Regions from separate parts of the Homo sapiens genome. Here regions 2 and 3 are each linked to region 1. Evidence: chromatin loops called from intact Hi-C (ENCODE). Cell type or tissue: endothelial cell of umbilical vein. All regions are shown on one strand.

Evidence for each region. Peaks named below come from ENCODE experiments on the same cell type or tissue, not always from the same donor. Only the 100,000 strongest peaks of a DNase experiment are listed, where the experiment ranks them.
Region 2: a loop joins it to region 1, with 11 times the contacts of the local background. A loop is called at or near these places in 2 of 110 quality-filtered maps.
Region 3: a loop joins it to region 1, with 15 times the contacts of the local background. A loop is called at or near these places in 4 of 110 quality-filtered maps.

The regions. Positions count from the first base shown.
Region 1 is chr13:40,500,759-40,508,758 of GRCh38, reverse strand. No RefSeq gene overlaps it. Among named protein-coding and RNA genes, the nearest start is that of LINC00598, 24 kb to the right of the region's middle. In endothelial cell of umbilical vein, no CTCF peak of the experiment used is centred here; DNase peaks (open chromatin) are centred at 458, 1,988 and 4,468; H3K27ac peaks cover 5,221 bases.
Region 2 is chr13:40,113,005-40,121,004 of GRCh38, reverse strand. It overlaps LOC124903162, which reads left to right. Exons shown (of 5, transcript XM_047430821.1): 2 at 1,480-1,542; 3 at 3,865-3,970. Among named protein-coding and RNA genes, the nearest start is that of LINC00332, 65 kb to the left of the region's middle. In endothelial cell of umbilical vein, no CTCF peak of the experiment used is centred here; a DNase peak (open chromatin) is centred at 4,794; H3K27ac peaks cover 1,912 bases.
Region 3 is chr13:40,190,622-40,198,621 of GRCh38, reverse strand. All of the region lies in intron 1 of LOC124903162, which reads left to right. LINC00548 (long intergenic non-protein coding RNA 548) reads left to right here. Exons shown (of 6, transcript NR_033877.1): 4 at 745-857; 5 at 1,211-1,354; 6 at 2,231-4,113. Among named protein-coding and RNA genes, the nearest start is that of LINC00332, 13 kb to the right of the region's middle. In endothelial cell of umbilical vein, no CTCF peak of the experiment used is centred here; DNase peaks (open chromatin) are centred at 4,211, 4,851 and 7,741; H3K27ac peaks cover 4,427 bases.

The DNA.
Region 1 (8,000 bases):
CTTCTGCTTTTCTAAGCCAGGAGAGTTACTTGTAATAACTGGGGCATCAACAGCTTATGGGAACCCAACCAATCCCACTGTGGATTTTATTTAAGGCAAGATGGGCGACTTTCACCCTTTAGGCCTGTGGATCACTGTTCATGGCTCTTAAATGAATGCTGCCGTTCAAAAAGATGACTGGCACGATGCTCCCAGTTTTTACTATTTCTTTTGAAACATGAAATGTCAGAGCTTATTAATTCTACTTGTTCTTTCTGCAGATGAAAAAAACTCTGACCGCCCCAAAGGTTATGAGACTTGCCCAGGACTTCTGATCCTAGTCCAGGGAATTTCCTGGCCTCTAGGCTGCCTCTTGGCGATGTCGGTATATTTGTTTTTTTGTGTTTTGGGGGGTGAACAGTCCCAGGGTATCTGCTGCTCATGTCTTCATAGTGGAATGCAGGATGATATAATGCTTTTCAGCTGTTTCATTGTGAATTTACTCCAGATAGTTTTTGTTTAATCACAACAATATTTCCTGGGTTGCCAGGCAACATGGTGATGAAGTTTCAGTCTTTATTGCCAGCCAATGAAATGGAAAGGGTTCTATCTTTTGTTTCCAGATGAAGTTCTCTCTCTCTCTTTCTAGATTTGTGTTCGCTTTGTGTTGAGATGAAAAAATCAAAAAGGCATAAGGAGAAAAAGCTAATTAAAGAGGGAATGGGCTGGGCGCAGTGGCTCACGCCTGGAATCTCAGCACTTTGGGAGGCCGAGGCAGGTGGATCACAAGTTCAAGAGATTGAGACCATCCTGGCCAACACGATGAAACCCTGTCTCTACTAAAAATACCAAAAATTAGCTGGGCGTGGTGGTGCATGCTTGTAATCCCAGCTACTCGGGAGGCTGAGGCAGGAGAATCGCTTGAACCCGGGAGGTGGAAGTTGCAGTGAGCCGAGATTGCACAATTGCACTCCAGCCTGGTGACAGAATGAGACTCTGTCTCAAAAAAAAAAAAAAAAAAAAAAGGGAATGAACATCCTTCCTTCTGGTTCTTTTACTTGAATAAGTGGAAGGTGTGGACATTTGTGTGTGACAGTAGGTTGGGGGAATGTTGGCACCTTGGAGAGTTACCTTAAAACTCAACATAGACCTGGCTAATTGGGAAAGGAAACACGTTTAATTAAGACAAAATTAGAAAGTCACAACTCCAGGGTAATTCACATAGATAAAATATGCATCCATCTGAGGAAGAACTACTGGGTGCATGTAAGCTACAAATTCATAATGAAATGTGTGTGCGTGCTCCTCCCTCGCTGCTTTCAGGTCTGGTTCTAACCCAACGAACACTTTTGTTAAGTTGAGGAATCCTCAATGGAAATGGGAGGATGGCAATCCCGGAAGACACTAAAGAAAATTAATGAATGATTTGTGGTTAGAGGAAAGACGAAAAGAACCCGTGTTGTGTTGATGAGTTGGCGGAGGCAGAATCCTGCTTGCCACCCACCAGGACCTTCTGGTGCATTCTCATTCCACTGTTGCCATCTGTGGGTGCTGCATGTTGCTTCCCCTCCCGTTACCTGGTGCCTCTGATGCCTCCCTTCTGATGTCTCTCTGATGGTGTCGCTCATTTTTACCAGGAAGCTCATTTGCTTGTGCTGGTGTTGTGGCCCGTGAGGTAAGCATTTCCCTACAGGAGACCAAGGTCCAGGACCCTGCATCATACAAGCCCACTAAGTCACCAGCTTCAGGAAGGTCTTTTGTCATCATCTAGACACATCCCTGTTCTGCCTCTTGCACCCCGCCTCCAGCTCTCTTCTTCTTTTCTTTGGGTCCCAGCCTCTCTTTTTGGATACCTTCTTTTATAAAATAAAACCCAGATATTTGGCCCTGTTCAGAACTGCAGTTCCTGTCCCCCTCACTCCCTATATCCTGTAGCATGCATCCACAATGAGTTTCCTTCATAAACAACATGCTTCCGGAATTTCTCTGATCTGATTTCCTCTGCATCACCTTTGCCAGAATCACACTTGCCAAGGTTTCCAGTGACTCCTAATCATCAACAATCCTAACCGTCAACAAAACAGACCATTCTCCATGTTTTGTCATTCATTCATTCATTCATTCATTTGATAAAGCTGATTGCACATGTACCATGCTGGACACATGAGATGAAGGATGCAGGTCCTGCTGTCAACACACGTGCATTCCAGTAGAGGAGAAACCAACACACAGACACCAATGTCTGGCTCCTGACCTGATCTGAGGGCAGGAAATGCTTCCTAGGACTCTCGGTGGCTTGGTTGGTTGGCTCATCAGTTGACTGCTTAATACCTTCCTTTACCTGATCTACATGTTTTGCCCTTTAATCCAAGCTATTCTTACATCCTCCTTTGGAGATAGATATGTTCTGTAATCCTGTCTTTATAAAGCCCCTTAGTATACACCACATATTTAAAAATACCTACTGTGCACAGATCAAGGCTTCAATAACATAAAAATGCAAGAGGTTGAGACCACAGCAAATGAGCATTTAAAGGAAGGCAAGAAGGAACTGTTTAATGAAAGAAAAAAAATGGCAAAACAACTTGAAACGACTTAGAGTGAGAACCTAACCTTTATTCATAAACACCTACAGATGCTTATGACTGTCAGTAGTCAACATTCAGGGATGCTTGGATTTTGCCCTTTCATCCAAGCTATTCTTACACCCTCCTTTGTAGAGAGATATATTCTGTGATCCCAGAAAGCCCCTTAATACATACCACATATTTAAAAATGCCTAAATGTACAGATCAAGGCTGCAATAACATATAATGAAAGAAAAGGATGGCAAAACAGAACTTAAAACAAGTTAGAGTGAGAACCTAGTGTTTAGTCATAAACACGTACAGATGTTTATGAACGTTAGCAGTCAACATTCAGGGATGCTTGTTCAGCCAGTAGGTGCCGGGTAATGGAGCTGATTGCTCATCAGCTACATCTGTTCTGATTGACAGAGTGGATTTCCAATAAAGATAATCAAAGCCTCGGCTCAGGCTCCTTCACCTTCACAGCCATGTGAGGGTCCAGTAAACTGTTCACATGCTTATAGGTTTTTGTAAAATTTATACAAGTAAGATAAATGATCTATAATTGGTTAAGACCACAGTCTCTTTCTAGTGCGATTTCCTCTCCAATATACTCCCTTCTTGAATTGGTGACTGCAGGCATTTTTGGGATCAGAATAAGGGAAGCGGAGTCAAGCAGACATTTAGTTTGGATTAGAGGTATATATTTATGAGGTTCACAGTTGCTTCTGTGTATAGTTAACTATTTGTAGCCACTCGTGTGAGTAGTTTACAGAAATGCTTCTAATGCCGATTGTGCTGACTCAACCAGTTCCATGACTGAGCTGAGGTGAACAGGCATTTAAGGACCTGGCACCAGAAGTGTGTGGGTAATAGAAGATGATCAAGGTTTGACATGGAAGGGGCCAGAAGCTATTCTGTGACAAATTCTTCCCATCATCAGATATGTAAAATTTTAAGCTGAAGATTCAACTGTCATCAATGCCTTGTCAAAATATAAGCTGTCTCTTGTCCAGTATATACTTGATAATGCAGCCTACGAAACTGTAAATGCACCGCAGAAAGAATTATTTTCATATCTTTCCATAGGAAATCCATAGAAATATTCAGATATTAACAAGTAATCTGTAACAAAAAATTCAATCATAAAAGCAGTAACAGATAAAGAAGATAAAATCTTTGAAAAGAAGTAATGGATACACTCTTGAATTCTTGGCAATCAAATTAATGAAGAGGTATGAATCTAGTCACCCCAGAACCCCAGCGAAATGGGCCCCAGTCCTGAGTCTGTGCTCTAGGGGACCCAGTTATAGCTTTCCTCCTTGTTCCATTCCAAGGGTGCGGAGTCCCTGGGGAGTGAGGAGACACTTGCCTGTCAGTGGTGTTAGCCTTTGGCAGTTTTGACAAGAAGTCTACACCTGTTTCTCCACACTGGAGCCTCGTATCTGGAAAGCACATTCGGGAAAGAAATTTGTAAATCACACTGGAGAGAGAGTAGCAAACCAGAACATATAGCCAGTGTATTGGAGAAGGCCAGATGGTAGAAAACCAAGTGCAATTTTGTGACATGTAAAAAGTAGCCACCCACTTAGGCTACCCCACAGGAACAAGGGAGAGCCAAGTGCCTCAGAATAATAGGTTGAAGAGGAAGTTGGCTGGAGAGAGAGGCCCTTGGAAAGAAGAATGCTGTTGAGATGGGTGGATCTTGGCTGGCAAGGCCCTGAGGGTGACAGGCCATGGCTCTGCCTTCCAGAGCCAGCAGGAATGTGTGGTGACCCTTGTATCCTGCCCGCCTGCCTGGCTGAGGCTGCAGCCAGACTACGAACTAAAATGAAAATATCCTTCTAAGGGTATTTCAGGTTCAAAATCCAGTTGGCTAGTGGGAGGAAAAGGATATTATCTGATGACAGATAGTGGTAGCCAGTGTCTGATGGTTACTCATAGAATCAACATAGGCTGGGAATTCCAGGGAGGTGCATTCCAGAAAGCCTGCATCCTAGTACTTGACTCTGGTTTAGGGAAACAATGGGGTGTCATGGAGGGAGTGTGTGTGTGTGTGTGTGTGTATCTGTGTGTTCCTGTGTGTGCTGAACATTCATCTCTAGTCATGATGTGACTGGAGTTAGAAGGTCATTCCTCCATTCTTCAAAAGCTTGGGGATTCCTGAGAACACTAAGCTCAGGAGGATGATGTTTGCTTTTCCTCAACTCATGTTGCAAATATCTATGGTGAGCTTGCTCTATACCAGCCATTTGTGCTAAGAACTGGAATGTAAAGATAGAGGAGATAGGCTCCCTCCCTTTAGGATTCTGAAAATTTAACAGGGGGCTTACAGAATTATGTTCTGATAAAGAATGATCTAGCAGAAACTAGCAGCTACTCGTTAATTCTCTGGACGTCGGCATTGGCTGAGTTATGTTGGATGACTTTTGGACTGGGAGCAAAGATGGATGTTTGCAGTAAGTTAATTTTGGGCTATAAGACCTTCTGTCTCATAACAGATCTATTTCCATTTCGCTCTACTTTTCAGCACATCAGTTTCGGCTACTCACAGCCTCGTAGGTCCCTGGATGAGTATAAGTACAAAGAGCATTCAGTAAGGTCACTACTCTCTGTTGCTCCTCTTGTAACTGTCTTCTAAGTATAAAGCTGACCAGTGGCTCCTTCCAAATTGGTCCATTGCTGTATGGGTGGTAAGGATGGCTCATCTACAGTAATGGCCCTTAATCTGGGGACTGAAGCACTAGCTGTTGGGAGCCAGAGTCCATTGTGTGCATTGGTTGACCCTGAGAGCTAACCTGCTGGTTCTGCTGTAGAAACCTATGCTCTTCACTCAAGGAAGCCATTTGGGCCAAAACAGTAGAATGTTTTCAGGGCTGTAATGTGAGTAAGTTATGAAACAAATGGCAGTGAAGTCAGTGCTTTGTCTTCTTCCAAAGAAGAAGAAACATGAAAGCTATTCTATGCTTTAAAGTTTAATGGTTTGCAGCAATAGCACAGAACATTCCTACATTACGAGGTATGAGCCATTCTGTATGATAATAAACAAGAGTAGCTGACATGACTCCATGTTTGGTGAAAAAGGGAGGATATCCCAGAACAAAGAACCAGAGAAGTGGATAAAATTCCATAGAAAGTTGCCATTGAGGGTGATGGTGACGTGGGATGTCATAGAGGGGAGGGTGTGTGTGTGTGTGTGTGTGTGTGTGTGTGTGTGTAGTTGAGCATTCATCTCTAGTCCTGATATTTAGCTATAGTGTTGCCCCTAGGAACTTGGAAATTAAAGGAGCAGAAGTAAGACTATGATGGTTGTAAGCTTCTCATCCAATGGGACTGTGGCCAGCCCCTAAGAAACAACTAACTTAAGCATAGGAGCAACCAGCGAACAAATGTCCAGGCAAATGGATGCTTCCTTGTGCCTCCTTGCTTTCTAAACTAGTTAGTTTGCATTATTTGTATAGTTAAAAGATAATGCTTATGTTATGCAATTTGCTTGTAGTTTAGAAAAGTGATTATACTGATAGTTTTTCCTGGATATCTTTAAATCCATTGTTATACTTGACAAATACCTCTCAAATCTCTCAAACATTCTTCCTAAAAAGAACTGTGAACATCTCTCAGTGCCTTGGGCAGGTCTTTGAATGTAGCAGGCGATTGGAAGTTTGCGGTTGTTGATGGCTGATGATGATGATGATGATAATGTTTTATATGCTCACTATGCACGAGGTTCTTTATCCTGCACTTGGCTTTCATGAAGTCATTTCATTGCCAACACTCTGAGTCAGGTGTTGGCAATAAGAGGATAAGTAACTAGTCTGTGTCCACATGGTGCATGAGTGGCTGAACTGGGAAAGGGACCCTAGTGTTTCAGACTCTAAAGTCTAAGCTCTTAATTGCTCCACTGTACTGATTCCATGATACTCATGAGCACTGACTACCTGCTACTCCTCTCCTTACCAGATATAAGTCAAACCATATAAATAAACCAGATGTTTTTTCCCTAGACAAAGATGCTATTATTGCTCGAGAAGATGAATATCAGAGATTTTTATAAAAGCAAAATTGGGAATCCGGTTTTCTTTCAATGGGATATTTGCTGCCAGGTCCTGGGAGAATATATTTTTTCTTTTCATTTTATTTTTAGTTGACACATAATAATTGTACATATTTCTGTGGTACAGGTGATATTTCAACATATGGTGTGCAATACTCAAATCAGAATAGTTAGCGTTTCCATCACCTCAAACATTTATCATTTCTTTGTGTTGTGAACATTCAAAATCCTTTCTTCTAGCTTTTGAAAATAACACTAAATTATTGTTAACCGTATTCACCCTACCCAGTGCTACAGAACACTAGAATTTATTCCTCCCATCTGGCTGTAACTTTGTGTCCATTAGCCAACCTCTCCCTATCCTCCCTTCCCCACTACCATTCCCACCCTAATCTCCACAACTCTACTCTCTGCTTCTCTAAGCTCAATCTTTTTTTTTTTAAATATGGAATTTATTTTTCTGTGCCTAACTTATTTTACTTAAAATTATGTCCTCCAGGCTTATTCACATTGCTGCCAATGACAAGATTTCATTCTTTTTTTTTATGACTGAATACTATTCCATTGTGTATATATACCCTGTTTTCTTTATCCACTCATCTGTTGGTGGACACTTAGGTTGCTTCCAAATCTTGGCTATTGTGAATAGTGCTGCAGTAAACATGGGGGTGTAGGTATCTCTTCGGTATATCAATTTCCTTTCTTTAGGATAAATGCCCTGGGGAGTATCTTAAAGATGGTGTTCACTTTGTTATTAACAGATATGTTCCCTGCCATCTTCTTAGCTACTGAAAAAAAGTGGATGCCTGGTCCAGTGGACTAAGCAGGTCTGGCATGGAGCTTCTAGTTCTAGCCTGACCACCCTCACTCACAGGCTGTGGGATTAAATCCAAGATACTTGATGATCCATTGTATTAGTCTGTTCTCACGCTGCTAGTAAAGACATACCCAAGACTGGGTAATTTGTAAAAAGAGATTTAATTGACTCACAGTTCTGCAGGGCTGGGGAGGCCTCAGGAAACTTACAATTATGATGGAAGGGAAAGCAAATACGTCCTTCTTCACATGGCCGCAGCAAGGAGAAGTGCCAAGCAAAGGGGGAAAAGTCTCTTATAAAAACATCAGATCTTGTGAGAAGTCACTCACTACCATGAGAACAGCATGGAGGTAATCGCCTCCATGATTCAATTACTTCCCACTGGGTCCCTCCCACAACACATGGGGATTATGGGAACTACAATTCAAGATGAGATGTGGGTGAGGACACAGCCAAACCATATCATCCATGGTGCAGAAGACTCATGCATTTGAGACAATTTGCCTCCTACCTAGCAGGGATGTAATGGGATTTAATATAGGTGAAAGTGATTTTTAGTCTCTCTATTGGAAGATGTAAGCCA
Region 2 (8,000 bases), 390 kb after region 1:
AGCTCTAATGCCATTCCCCTAGAAATAGCAAGCATACTATGTCACATTAAATTCCTTCTGTCAGCTGAATATTTTGGCATGGAATTTCTGGGTTGAATCATTTTGTCCAAAAAAGAACAAAAAATAGGTCATTTACTCTTTCTCTCCGTAATTCTTTTGTTAATTCACTGGTTACTTCAGCAAAACCCTACTGAAGAAATGAAATGTGGCTTATGCCACATTCAGATATGACAAGAGGTTTGAGTTCTCCACTAAAGCTGTCAGAATATTTTTTAAAAAAATAGTCAAAAACACACATCCTGCCATCCTTATACAGCCATCATGTATGTATATTTTCCTCTAACCTTTTTGCATGTATATTTATATGGCTGTAATAAAAGTTAACACATAATATTTTCTTTTGTCCTTTTAACTTCCTAAACTTGCTACGTAGGCTTCACTTTTAATGACTGGAGAAAAATCCACCCAGTGAATATACCATTGTGGTAGATTGCAAAACAGCTCCTAATTCTTCACCCCTCCCTGTTTCTACATTCTTTGCAATGTGATTTTGCAGCTTCTCCCATTAGGGAGTGAAGTTTATTTTCCAGTTCCTGGAATATGGGCTGGCCTTGTGACTTGCTTTGGCCAAAAAAATATAGCAGAAGTGATGGGGTGCCAATTCCAAGCCTGTGCCCCAAGAAGCCTTGTGCACTTCTGCTTGCCTCCTTGGAACCTTGCTGTAGACAAACTACCATCATATTGAGATTTGAGAAAAATCACAAATTAGTGGAAAGAAACCCCAATCTTCCCAGTCATCACAGTTAAGGCTTCCCAGACCCGTCAGCTCCCAGCTGAACTGCCAGCTGACCTCAGTTGCAAGAGTTCAGCTGAGACTAGAAGAAACCCCTAGCTGATTTGTAGGCTTATGTGCAAAAACAAATGCTTGTTGTTTTCATCCAAAACAACAGAGTTTGGGGGCAGTTTGTTAGGCAGCAGTAGCTAACTGATACACCCACAATCCTCTTATTTCCCTTTTTCTTGTTTATGTAGGTGTTTCCAAATGTTCTCTATTATAAACTAATGTGGTAATCAATATCTTGATGCAAGTGGAGAATGTTTCTGTGAGTCTTCATTTGGTTTAAAAAAATGGACAATGACATTTTAAAACCTGTAACTTATCAGATACTACGTGATTGAAATTCTGGAGTCATCTCTACAAAATTATCATTGTCAAGCAAATATAAGCTTTCATATTGCATAATTGTTTCATATAATTGTTTTATATGTAAACGAATGTAGGACCAGCAAACATGTATTTTTCTAAGGAAACTTATGGCACAGGATCCTATCCAATCTCACACCAGACAAATCTCAAGAAACCTCAGAAGCCCATAGAAACTTATGTGTCAGCCTAGCAAACCCTGAACATATTGACTTCTTCCAGATGGTTCCAAATAATCATCCATATTAATTTTTTTATCTACCAATCTTTTCCAGAGAAAAGATGGCTATCCCGCCCAATGTTTGGCCCCCTCCTGCAAAGGCCAAAACATTCGTTGGGTAAGTTGTGGCTACTCAGAAGGCATATTGGAGGTGGGCCTCTAGCAAGTCATTTGCCTAAACAAAGTCATTCTAATTTTAATTTAATGACTGCTTCATATAAGTTGAATGACCTGATAATAATAGCAGCAATCATTTATAGTGCTTTTTCATTGCATGTATATAGGCCTTGCCCAGTCATGCCAGTCTGAGATGGTTGATATTTGAGAAGTATTGTCTAAGGGAAATACTGACCACCAAAGATCTATTGCAATATAGTCATGTTATTTATTTTAGGTCCCTTGGTTCATTATTATTATGGTCATTACTGGTGGTGGTGGTTTGTTGTTACTGAGATCTCTTCAAGAGAAAGAAACATCATGAAAAACATTTTTGGAGCTTTGAAAATCTGTTCTTACTGATATTGTCATTTGTGTTTTTCACCATTTCTTATATAATGAACCAGACAATAAATTCTGTTTAGATTTTGAGGCTGTTTTATAGTATCTCTCCTTTGATAAACTATTAAGTTTCCTTTTATTAGCTATTGAGAATTATAATTGCCCCATTCCCTTTTTTGGACTAACAAGGAAGCGTAATCACATATGTATCTTCAACTTAGAACATTCTACAACTCTTCCACTCCCTCTGTCTTTTCCTCCATGACTTAATTATTATTTGTGCCTTGACTATAATGGTTCTATTACATTTATATATTTTTGTAGGCTCCTTGGACTGCTTTTTGGTAGTATTCCTGCCCTATTCTGACTATGTAGGCCTCTGGAAAATTCTTATTTATTCTGACCTCTTATCTTACCAGAAAATAGAGATATCCTCATGGAGTATAGTACCACTTGGCTCATCACTCATTTTGCAGAGAAGCGAAAGCTCAGAAAATCTTCCTACCGAGAGGGTGTTTTTGTGGCAAGTGACAGAGCCAGCTCTATATCAGAGGCCCTGACTCATGCTCTCTTTGAATTACTGAAAATGTGAAAACTCCCTGTATATAATTTCAGACAGTATAAGGGGCTTCATTTTGTTTTAAATTTATTTATTTATTTTTGGTCGGGGGGAGACAGGGTCTCACTCTGTCACCCAGGCTGGAGTGCAGTGGTGCAATCTCTGCTCACTGCAACCTCTACCTCCCGGGCTCAAGCAATCAATCCTCCCACCGCAGCCTTCCAAATAGCTAGGACTACAAGTGCGTGCTACCACACTTAGCTAATTTTTAAATTTTTTTTGTAGAGATAGTGTCTCCCTATATTATGCAGCCTCGTCTGGAACTTTTTGGCTCATGTCACCCTCCTGCCTCAGCTTCCCACAGTGTTGGGATTACAGGCATGAGCCACCATGTCTGGACTGGGGCTTCATCATAAGAGAAAGATACTAGAACTTTTTTGTTGTATCAGTGAAAGTTATATTTTCCAAGCATTCCTGGCATTTACTCCTTCTTACTCAAATCTAAATAAAGTCCAGAGGTTGGTGAGATAATTATCAGTTTAAGTCCTGAATTTTATAGTGTTCTTTTTCACTTATATAATTTCAGAATCTTAAGTTCCACTCACTAACAAACCAAGGGTCTGGGTTATCAGGCCCAAGATTCTCCCTGTCTCTACCATACCATCCTGAGACTCCAGACTGGAATACTCACAAATCCTCCATATTCCCCCAGGGGCCACTTGTCACCTTTCTATGGATGGAAAGAGAGAGAAAACCCTGTAAGTGCCTGCCTCCCTCTCCCCAGGCAGTTGGTATCTCTGGTTAGAGTCACTGGGGAAAGAGGGCTCCTTCCTCCCCTCTGCATCCCATATAATTCTCCCACATCCATCAGTCTCCAGTCTTCTCAGGACGCTTCTGGGGCAGCACTGTCTTGTGAGACCTGGGGCTGTTATATACTCAAGGCCTGCTTGGGTCAGGTGCCTGCCTGAGTGACCAGGTAAAATTAGACCTAACTTGTAAAACTGGATCATTTGTATCTGAGCTGCCACCATATAATAAAATTGCATCTCCCTAAAGGCATGTTTTTTAAATGATCCTTTCATATATCTACATGGAATACAAGAACTTAGCTGAACTCAGGAACTAATAAGCATCAATCGTTAGCTGTATACTAAAAAACTTTCAAATATTTTTTGCAACTTTTTTTTAAAGAGTGCCTGGTGAACCATATCAAATCAAATAGATATATAAGTGCATTTTATTGAAAGAAACTAGAATCTCAAAATGTTCTCTGAAACAAATTGATTAATCAGTCTCTGCTTTTTGACTGCCTCATGGTCAGTGTTTCCCTGCTAATAAAGCCCTCTATCTTCTTATTACTGCTTTTACTTGCTCATTCAACAGGTTTTTCCTTTACTGTCTAAATAAAGAAGAATTTGTGCACAGTCTGAGTGGGTCAGGATTTCATCCCATGGCCATGTGGGAGCTCCAAGATTTGATCTCCGGGCTGGTACGTCACTTAAAATCAGAGACAGACTACCTATCTGTGAGAAGAGGACCTAGGTAAAGTGAAGAAGGTGGGAAGGAAGACAGAAGTGGTAAATCTGAGGTGACCCAAATGAAAACAAAAATAATGATTATGTTGTTGGCTAACACTAATTGAAGACATATTTTAGGAAGTCATTTAATCTGCCTCCATTCTCTTTTTTAAACTTAATTATCTATTTACAAATTCCCATAAATATTTACTGAATGCCTTTATAATAGATGTTTGATTAGATTCATTAATTCGTTCATACCTTCTGTGAGCTGGATAGCGACTTCTATGTTGGGGATATAGCAGTGAAAGTAACAAAGTCCCTGTTCTCAAAATGTTTATATTCTAGTGGGTCGTGGGGCAGACATAGACAAATGTATGGCACATCAGGCAGTAATAAGTGCAACAAGGAAAAATATATCATGCAGGGAAGAGTTATGGTGATAAAGTCAGGGTGGGAAGAGAAAGAAACTTTTATACTGGTGGTCAGAAAGAGTGTAAACATAGATTTTTGTTGGAAAGTTTTGAAATTGCTAGATTTGTTTTCTTAGAATACATTCAGATAATTTAAACCTCTTTTGGGCAGCAGTTCTGAAATTGAGACTGCAACTTGCTGAAAGCCCCCTTGCTATGCATTTATACACCTTTAGCCATGGGACCTGGAGGAAAGGAAACAATCTAAAGAGCCCTGTAGCATGTAACCCTGGAGGTCACTTTGTCCTTAACTTGTAAAACACCCTTTGTGGCTGGTCTGACGTCAATCAGCAAGGGTTGGCGGATGACTCATCACCATGTTCATATCATTGTTGGTTCCTGTTATTGTTTTTCTCCTCACGTTGTAGTTAATCATTTGTTGGAGTTGGGTTAAATACTCACGTGCTTTATTAGGTCTTTTCCTACAGTTTCATGCAGGCCAACTCCCTTGTGAAAACGTAGGTGTGGATTGGGTTCTATTTGGTTTGAGGCCGTGTTTCCTTTTCCCCAGGGGGCTAGCACATTGAATTGAGAGGCCAGAATAAGGGAATCCAATCTGTGAAACAAAATCATGAGTCTCCATAGGTTGGAGGACAGTGTGCCACTCTTTGGCACAAGAAAACTTACCTGGAAGGTCTTAGTTCTACTCTGAAATTACCGTAAATTTTAAAATAGTTCCATAATAAGGCATTAACCTGAATCCTTATCAGCAGATAACAAGAGAAGGGAGGGCAACCAGGATTTAAGAATAAACACGAGAAGGGTGGAGACCAGACGCCACTAGAAACCCAGATCTGCTTTCAAAATATATTCTAATCCCAAGTTTCTGAGTTGAAAAGTCACTCCTAAGCTATGCAGGCTTGAAGGGAATAGCTTAATAAAACTCTCCCACTCCCTAGCCAGGGTGAGGTACAGTCAAACAGCAGGAGGCCCTTAGCAAGCCTTTCTTTCCTTTTTATATTTTCTTCTAAAATATCCTCCTTCTTAGCTTTACAGCAAACAAGACAGACACTGCAGACCTGACTTGCTCTGTCTGGATTGAGACTCTTTCTTTCCACTGGCTTGTCAGAAGACTCTTTGTCCTTAAACACAGAAAAAGATAGATCTCACCACCATCAACAGCGTATTTCTGACCAGGCTCCAAATGAAACTTCAGACCAGACCGTATTCTTTCAAAGCCAGGCCGAGCTTAGGCTGGGTCCTGCTTGCAGAAACTACTAATGACTTGCTGGTAACCACCCAAGTCCAAAAAGCCTACAAACACTTGAAATAGGGCTTTAGAATTGAAAAAGAAGTTTCTTCTCTTAGTTCATCTCAACACCATCTGGCTAGCTTTTATAATCCTTATTGCACTACGATTAATTTTTTATGCCATAGATTTCTGCTAATTAATTGTAATTACCAAGGACAGGAAATTTCAGTGTGACCAGATCATGTTTATTCAGAACAGCAAAGTTAGAGAACTATGCCTAAAGAGATGTTCTCAGGATTATAGAATTTTTAGAGCTGGGTAGAACCTCTGAAATCAACCAGTTCAAATAGTTTACTTAATAGATGAGGAAGCCTGAGCCCAGGCTTTGTAGCCAGTTAGGAGCAGAGCCCTTAAGAGAATCCTGACTTCCACATTCCCAGTCCAGGTATGTTTGTACTATGCCCCACTGCCTTGAGAATGGGTGCAAACCAGAAGCAGCCACTTTTCTCCTTTTGGGTGGATTCATCAAATTCAGGATGGAATTTGGTCAAAATGTCTCATTGCATCATCATGTCGCTTTGAAACTCCAAGTTCTTTGGACATAGAGTTCTTGTCTATGTGATGTGAACCAATAAATTCTCTGGAAATAAAAAAAAATTAGTCCAAACACTTGGCTGGTGTCTTAGAGGAAAAAAAAAGTCTAGGTGATTGAATTTCTTAAATTGAATTAAGCAGCTGTTTTTGCATCTTGTGGACACTCATGTTGGGTCTAGACAAACTTGTCCGAAGCTGGGACTGGGCAATTGAATTGAATGGAAATTGTGTGGCAGCTCTGTAGCACGTGACTTACCAATGCTTGCCAGGCTTCTGGGCCGATGGGGAAGCTGCTGCTGTAGTCCAGTGGTTTTCAGACTGTCAGACTACATGTTTACTTTTAAACCGCAGAATCCTTATTTCAAATGAAGTATTTTTGTGTATTATCTACACGTAAAATAGATAGGGGGCATATTTTTGTTTAAAGTGATAACTTTCCCTTTACAAACAGCAATAAGTGAGAAAACTAAAATGGGCTTAATGAACTAACATTTGAAATTGTGAGCTACAGGAATCCATTTTAGTCGTAGAGCAGCATTGGCACCTAATTTGTTTCTGTATGTGGATCTACCGGTGCAGCAGCTCACTCATCTGGTGTAGCCAGTGCTCAGTGCATGATCGGGCCCACAGGAAGGATGCATGCATCGATTGCTCCTGGCTTGTGAGCTTCTGAAGGCAGGAGCTATATCTCAATTCACCATTTAATCTACCCCACTCCAAAATGACACCTACTGCCAGACTTTAACAAAGTAGGCATCTAGCAAACAGTGGCTGCATTAGGAGGTAATGAGCTTGTACCTGATGAGGTTAACTAATGGTGGTGTACTGGAGAGCTCAGAGGAGCTAAGAGCTGTGGTCACGTCAGTAAGTTTAATGGGATACTCTTAACTGCATCACGAAGGTTGAATCAGAACTGAATGTGCCAGCTTGGTTCGTACAAACTCTCCCTCCTTCTTGCGTAATCTAATTAATGAGATTCTCTTCATTCAAGTGGTCATCAGAACAGGGACATTTTTCAACTCTTTCTAGCTTACTCTCCTCCCCTTCCTCAGCCAGTGATAAGCTGCATAGATTTTATCTCCTATATGGACCTTTTTGGCCTCTGTAGACTATTCTTTTTGTTAATGCTTGGGCTCAGGCCTTTATCATCTTTCACCTGGACTATTGCGATAATGTTCTAACTGACACACTTGTCTCAAGAGTCAACCTTTTGTAGGCTATGTTGTTCTTTGTTATAAAATCTATTTTCTAAAAACCCAAACCTTGTCAGTTAAATCACCTGCTTCCAAAAAACCTTCAATGGCTTTATAGTGTCTATTGGTTAACTTTCAAACTCCTTTGCAGGAAATTCAAGGCCATGCTTTGCCCTCTGTCCCCACTGCCCCACCTCATGAGACCCTTACTTTACCAACATGGTGGACACAGGTCTTCTTGGGGCCTCTACTCTTTTGCTTGTGTTCTTCTGCTTGAAATGGCCTTGCATGCTCTCTGCCTCTGATGCCTGTCTCCCAGTAGACAGCACTTCCCATCAAGGCAGGTCCGTGTCTGTTTCTCTGTGCTTTATTCCCAGTGTTAAGTACATTGTCTGGCACAAAATTGTTATCCAGTTAATATTTGTTGAATAATTAGAAGAATATAAAAAGGCTGATAAGTATGATTTGCATTGAATTAATATTCCATTGTATTTCCACTACTAGGAGGTAGTACACCTTTTAGTATACTTTGCATTGAATTGACACTCAA
Region 3 (8,000 bases), 310 kb after region 1:
ATTTAGCATTTAAGTGTTCAAGATGACTTTAGTGAAATGAGTTTCAGAAGGGGATGAGGGCCATGTATTAATGGGTTAAGGAGAGTATGGTAGGCATAATACGCCCCACCCCTCAAAGATGTGCCTGCCCTAATCCTTGGAGCCTGTGAATATGTTATCTTACAGAGCAAAAGAGGCTGCACAGTTGCGACTAAGGGCACAGATTTTGACATGGGGAGATTATCCTGGGTTATCTGGGTGGGCCCCAGTTTAATCACATGAGTCTTTGTAAGTCAAAGAGCCAGCAGGAAGAGTGTCAGAGAGATATGATATTGGAGATGGAGGAAGAGGGCCATAGGCCAAGGAAATGTGGTGGCCTCTAGATGCAGAGAACAGTTCTCAGTTTATAGGCAGGAAGAAAATAGAGACCTCAGGCCTACCAGTGCAAGGAATTCTGCTAACCACCTAAATGAGTAGGAAGTGCAGTCTCTTCTGGGACCTTCAGAATGGAGCACGGCCTGTCAACACCTAGACATTAGTTGGCTGCAATGCATACCAGACTTCTGATCTACAGAACTGTAAGATAATAAACTTGCATTTATTTTAAATACGAAATTTGTAGTGATTTGTTACAGCAGCCACAGGAAAATAACACAGAACCATTAAGACTTAAGAGTAATGACAACAATGAAAACATCAACTACTCTTTCAAGATGTCTGATGGTTGAAAACATAAGATTTTGATAACTGGAAATATGCTAACAGGAAAACCTTTGGAGTCATTTTCTTTGGAGCGGGAGTTGGGATGGTTTGCTGCAGACACCCAGATGTTTGATGCTATGTCCTTTTATCTTCACCTGCATGAGGCCGCTTGATATGTAAGTAATGCTATTTACTGCAGGGAATATCGTACAACTCCCCAGATCCCACGTTTGAAATTTATTTATTTATATATTGACTTTATGTCCTAGAGCAATTTTAGATTCATAGTCAAACTGAGCAGACAGTACAAGGATATCCCATATATCCCATTCCCCTCCACACCACCTCCCCCACTGTCAATATCCTGCACCAGAGGGTACATTTGCTACAGTGGAACCTATACTGACACATCATTATCATCTGAAGCCCACAGTTTACATTAGGGTTCATTTTTGGTGTAATACATTTTTTAACCTAAAAATAGAGAGGTCCCATCAGCAACCTTTCGTTGCTCGATTTCCTTCTTCAGTGATCTCACTGCAGTCCTCACTACATAGCTCATTGGAGTCCACACCATGGCTTCGTACGAGTGTGCACATGCAGTCAAAGGCACCCTTAATGCCTGCTGCTCTGCGTCCTTCGATGTCTCCTGCTCAGCAGTCCAGCTATTACAGTAAGTGCTTAATGTGTGCTCCAGCATTATTGTGGTATCATTTGGATGATTGCATGCTGGGCCGCACAAGTCAGAGGCAGCAAATGCATTAAAGGCTCATCGTTATCAGCTTGCTGAGGATGCAGTTGATGGAATGGTGGTAAACCTCAGATGTTCTGCTGAGACACAATCCTATTTGTGCTCTTTCCTCACCCTGTCCCTTCTCCTTATATTCTGTCCCTCATAAAGGCTGTTTCTCTATTGTTTGATGCAAATGTGTAGCCTGGCTGCTTTTCTAGTCTTGCCCACCTGCTGGGATCGTAGGAATATGATTGGTGAAGACATTGTTATTGGCTTTCAAATGAAAAAGCGTTTGGGGGCACTGTAGTAATGGGACAAGGGTGTTTTTAAACATCTTCAGAAATAGCTATGTACATTTCAACGTACTTTAAAATTCCTGTGAGTATTGCAGTTGTTCCAACTGTACTTATTTGGTGCGAGAAGCAAGACCAACACGCATTTAATGTATACTAAATATGCCCTAAGTATAGATTCCAATGCCACACCACTGATTTCTTAACACTGGTAAAGGTCTATACATCAAAGCAAGTGCTTCCTTTACTTTTTTCTGCATCCATCTATATTTTGCTTTTTCATCTGTCATATGAAACTACTATTATTTAGCATTTCTTTATGCTCAGCCTTCAGTCCAATTATTGGACACATTACAGGGTGCTGGGCACTGGACTAAACACAACTACTGGCAGTAACAATTCTAATTATGATGATAATGATCATTGGTCCAGTTCTGTCTCTCAGGTGCTCTGTGGGACTGAGCAGGCATCCATGGACACACGCATGCTTTAATGGGCACACCCATGCTCTCCTTTCCCACAGAGAGGCACAGAGCTGAGCATATTGCTTCAGACCCAGAAGAATCTCCTCCATCCCAATTGGGTACAATTGTGAAGGAAATGTGTTGGAGGAAGTCACCTTCTGTGAGCTGCTTATCCATCAAGTTGCACTCTGTGTGGGTGTGTATCCTTCCTATCTTGGCTGTCTTAGGTCTCCATATCCTAGGCAGTAGCCGGGTCAGTATTCCTTACCATGCACATTTGGGCAATAGAGGTACTGGACAATATAGGTAAATTCACAACCAATTCTTTCCCTGCATTTTCTCCAAATCTGTGGACCAAATCCTACTTACCCATGGCCCTACAAAGTTGTCTTTCCTATCAACACTAACACACCACACCTTGTTTCTCCTAACCTTCCCAGAATTCCTTGAAGGCTTTCTGATATTTGAGGCTTGACAAAATTTATTCATGCATTGATTAAGCAGCTAGGATTTATTAACCACTGTGAAACAGAAATTTTGCCAGGCAATGAAGATATTTAGTTGAGTAAGACAGTGCTTCTGTATTCAAGAAGTCTACCTGTGACCTATTTTAACTGTATGTTTCCCTGAATTTGGGGCATTCGAATGGTATGTACTAAATGTCTTATTGGATGGTTCATCCTGGAGGAGCGGCTAATGGAGGCTGGAGTCAAGCTAGGTGTCTGGGCTCATGTCTACCTTCTTCTGAGTATCAGAGGGCAGACTCTGATGTTCTCAGAGATAGATGTTCTCATAGTCTTCGGCTGGAGGAAATGCCCTTGTTCATGCCATCTGTTGACCTGTAGCTACCATGTAGACCTCTCTGAGGGCCTGTGGCTCATCAGGAGATCCGATGGACACCTGAATCTCAGAAAAACTGACCTATGGCACTGTTGTGATGCACAGGTATAGGCACATCTCAAAACATACCCGTAAATGTCCCAAGTTTGAATATTTTCAAAATTATAAGCTTGTATATAGCTTATATATTTGCATTGTAATCCATTTGTACAGTACCTAATTCAATGCGAGCAATTACTAATTTGGAAATTGTACTGATATAAATAATTCCTCTCTTTATTGCATGTAACACTGTGTCAGTGATATAAAAGCTATGTGTGTATATATATACATATATATAATATACAGATGTATTGAAATAACTTTTCTATTTGTAAACATAATGGAATTACTGTAGAATATCACCCTCAAGGGAAGGAAGAAATACATGTGAGCACTTTCAGGGTAGTTTGCCTGCATCTGAGCAGTTGTAGATACTTTGGTGGTATAACTGGTGATGAAGAAGAAGGAGGGAAGTTGCAGAGGAAAGAAGCTTGGAGATGTTTGGGATAGCTTTTTTAATTTTCACTGGAGTCGATTGTGCTAGGGCTTGGTTTTGAGGATCTGTGGGTAAATGCTGAGAGGGGTGGGTGCAGTTGCCTAGGCACAAATATCTGAATAGAGCAGATATGGATGAGTGGTTCAGGGGAGGAAATATTATCTGCCTTCTTTTCATTCTGCTTCATGCTAGGCAGGGCAATGATGATTGGTTTTCATTCAGCTTGTGCTCCAAGAGTACCTCAGAAAATGGGGAGCCATTTTTCCCCAGTTTTGGTTTTTAGAGGTTTATATCCCCAACTGGCTATGGTTGGCTGGCAGCCTTTAGCTTCAGTGTAGCCACACATGATTTCACGTCGTCTGTACATTCTTCGGCAGGAACCTGCTCCTTTTACTTCCAGTGGACACAGAGCACTTCAGCTATGGGCATCCATAACTACTTCCTCCTGGATCTGAGGCTTTCTTGGCTCTGAGAGCTTCCTGGGTTTGCTGACCTCACCCCTGTGAGGAGGAGGATTGGCCCGGCTGCTGAAAACATACGTGTAATTGAAGGAATTCTATTAAGAAAAAGGAAAAGAAAAAAAACACAAACAACAAACTCAACCAGATACATCTTCCATGGCCATTGTTCAATGCTGGGAATCTGTGGTTCGGTGCCATGGTAGGGAAGGAAGAGTGACTGTGAGAGGCATTTCCTCACTGAAGATTATAAAGAGCGGGTGAGGCTGGAAGTGGCCGAGCGGAAATGGAGAATAGTGTCTCCCTCCAAATAGGGTGATTCAGAGGGAGTTGATTTGAGGGAAATATGTGACAATGGGAGCCTAACAACTAGAAATCTTGAAACAAAATGAAACAACACACCATTATCAGCACCTAACCAGCCAGGAGCTTCCGTAGAATCCAAGGGTTCCACCCCTTACTACGCGGTAATTAGCCAGACCCATGGATCTTCCGCAGTGTTTCAGCATCCTCACTCAGTGATACATTCTAGTCAACATTCCTCAGGCTGGAAAACTTTTCTCATGTCTCACTTGAATCTCACCTGCTGCAGCTGAAGTTCATTTCTCCTTGCTTTGTTCCGGGGGACATGGAAAAGAACCGGTCGCCGTTTTCTCCTTAAGAATCCTGCGGACATGTGATGAGTTAAAAACACATTTTCCCCTGCCCACCCCTACTTAGCTGTTCAGAACTCTCTGAATTGGTAAATTCTGGAGAAACTCTGTTAAATCTTTATGCTCAGGGGAACAAGATCCAGTTACCAAGCAAAATTAAAGTGCAGCAACAACACCCCTGTTCTGGTTTGTCAAGGAAAACCCTTTGCCTGGACTCTCGATTTCCAAACAGAATGCAGCACAGTTTAAAGAGTATTTTGTTTTCCTTTTCTGGAACCCATTGTGTGTCACGTCAGAGACAATGAGCTGCTCATACAGCTGCAGTTGTCCAAGTATTAAACTTCCCATGCAAGTCCAGGTTAGCTTGGAAGATAGTAAAACCGCTGGGTGAAGTGTGTGTGTCCCCGTGTGTGTGTCTGAGTGTGCGTAGATAGGGGTGCCCGGGGCGGAGGGCTGACTATGCCGTTTTCCAGCTTGAAGCATTCATGGCCTCTTTCTTTCAGGCTCAGGAGGCTGTCCCCACAGCAACACTCACACACTGTGGAACTGAATAATCATTGGCAAGATCTAGGGGACAGTAAGCCAGATTGGGCGGGGAGAGCATTCCATTATTATAACACAATGCCATAATAGGATACAAAATTCTTTTCATATTAATTCTTATACAACAGGAATCTTAAATCTCGACTTTTACAGTGGAAGGGGAGGTAAAATGCAGCCAGCTCTTTGTTGTATTTTTGTAACTAAAGTTATCTGATGCACCTTGGGGGGCCGTGTGGGCCTTAGCTGCCTGTACTCTGCTCCCTCAGTGTCTAGAAAGGCTTTCGTTTCTCCCAAGGAGAAGCATGGAGCTCATTCACACCGCCAGGCTCGGCACCTTCTCTCAGAGTCCTTCCCTGTGTGTGGGTGCTGCTCTTGGGAAACCGTCCCTCCCAGAAGGCTGTGCTCATTCTTCTTGCCCCACGACCAGAGTGCCTTTGAGTGTGGAGACAGACTGTAACCAGGTCTCCTCTGAGGACTTGGGCTTGCAGCGCCTGCAAAGCTGATGGGGACCACACTGGTCTCTGAGTGACATCCAGCCCCCACCCACCCACCCCTGAGGTGATGGCGAGATGCTCACTGCCAGGGCTGTGGAGGACGGGAAGCCCTCCTTCCCGGGCCACTCTTCCTGAGCCTGGCAGAACCCAGCATGTCCCTTGTCCATGTTGTTGACAGGCCAACTCACAGACTGGGCATGGACACTGGGACCCAAAAGCCTGAATGCTATTTCTAACTTGGCTGTGTCCCTGGGCTTTGGTTTCCTACCACAGAGCCTGGGTGGAGAAGTCACTGGGCAGGGGCTCAGCTAGGCGGCTGACTTGGGGTGGATACTGGGAGACGTGGGGATTTCGCTTCATAAAAGTGTAGAAAATGAGTTTAGCAGTCTTTGTGACCTCATCCATCTAACTCCAATCTCTGACTTTGGCCATGGTAGGGATTAAAATATATTCAAATAAACCCCTACAAACTCTGTAGCATTTCAATATGTCTTTGATAGGAATTTAAACTCTTATCCTGAATTCATTCTTGTACTTATTCTTGGAGCATACATTTATTTAGAATATTTCAAGAGAGCCCTTCCTAAAAATCTCTATAAACTTTAAGTGCAAATAAGCTGTGTTTGCCAAGCCTCCAGCCCCCAAGGAGATCAATTCCTTCTCAAGTACCCTACAAGTTTGGGGCTGCCCAGGCAATATTTCAAACCTGTTTAATAACACCTTGTGGGGAAATGATGACACATTTTCTTATTTTCCATTAGTTTTCTATTTGTTCTTTGAATGAAAGAGACTCCATATGTAAATGTGATTATTATTCTCTGAACTTCCTCTGTGCAAGTTGGGTACCAGAATCTCCTGGGTTGTTTGAACAGGATTCAGGCTGGAATTTCAACAGCCAATATCAATGAAGGAAAGCAATAAAATCCATGAAAAATTAACATTGCTAAAGAGTACCACAGGCCCCCCAGGGCTACAACTATGAGGGTCACCAGTAAGTGACCACGATTTAATGAAGTGGCGCTCCCTCTGATTAGGAAGAAGTGGGCCTGGCATCTTCTACAGCATAAATACCGTGTTTCTGAGCATGCCAAGCCAATGCTTTCAGCGTCTGAATTTTCTCCCAGCCTGAGCTGGCAGTGGACAGCAGAGGACATTCCACTGAAATCGGGCCATCGGGAGCTGAAGACAAAGGCAGCTGATTCAAGTGCACCAAATTGGAGTTTCTCTAATCAAATATATTAAACCCACCATCATTCTTGATTGTTTTAATGGGAAGAAAGGGCAGCTGTGGCCTTCATTTTCTAAGCATTTTATTTAGTGCCATGGGGGTTGGAAGAAGGGGAGGGGAGGGAAAAGTGGGTGGGAAAGGAAGAGAGGTAGAGATGGCTAAGAAAGCTACAGGAAGCTAATGTCTTTTGTCTTAAAAGTAAAATGATTTTGCATGCTGTTCAGATCCACACAGAGAGTTCCCAGAGCTGTTACTCACTAAGAAAAACTTGAGATAAGCAGTTGATAAAGCACTTTTTCATAGGAGTAGAAAAGCAGCCCCAGACCAGGGCTTGGAATACTCGGGCAAAGAAATCCTGGTGACTAGCATTAAATGGATCTGCTTCACTAGTTACATGGGAGCCTGCTCAGTGGAGCATTCCCCCCACCTAGCCCCACATATATTTATGCTTTCTATAAAAGGATTTAATTTTCAAGACACTTGCAGGAACTTATCTCCACTCCTTTTATAACCTTCCAGGCTAAGAGCAGAATTCACAAAAGGCTTTTCTCACCATTTGAACAATAGGATTTGAAACTCTAGTTAAGAAACTGATGTCCCAACTTTTTTTTTTTTTTTAAATAGTTTAACAGATGGTCCAAGGGTGATGTTTCCTGGCCAGAGTGCAGTACCACATACAGTGTCTCGGTATGCACCTCCAGCTTCAAAGCCGAGCTTGGGCACGTGATGTCACTTCCTCCAGCTGCTGAGTTGATAACAGGATGAACCTGAACAAGATAGGAACCAGACACTCCACTGTGTAATTAATTATTTCACTCCAATGTAAGGCAGGAGACTTAGGTAGACACTGTTTTAGTACTTGGAGCTTAAATGCACTTTGCAAAGGAACAAAGGTCTGGGAGCTGTGGTGTGGGGCTCACAGGCTCACACAAGCTAACGTGAGTCATCTGGAGAAAGGGCTTTGGAAGCTGGTGCCTGTTACAGCCTGAAGCCAGCCTGTTTCTGAGCTGGAACGTGAAAGGCAGCTGGCTGTGTCAAAGGGGCAGAGAATAAAGCCGCAGTGTAAAATGAAGAC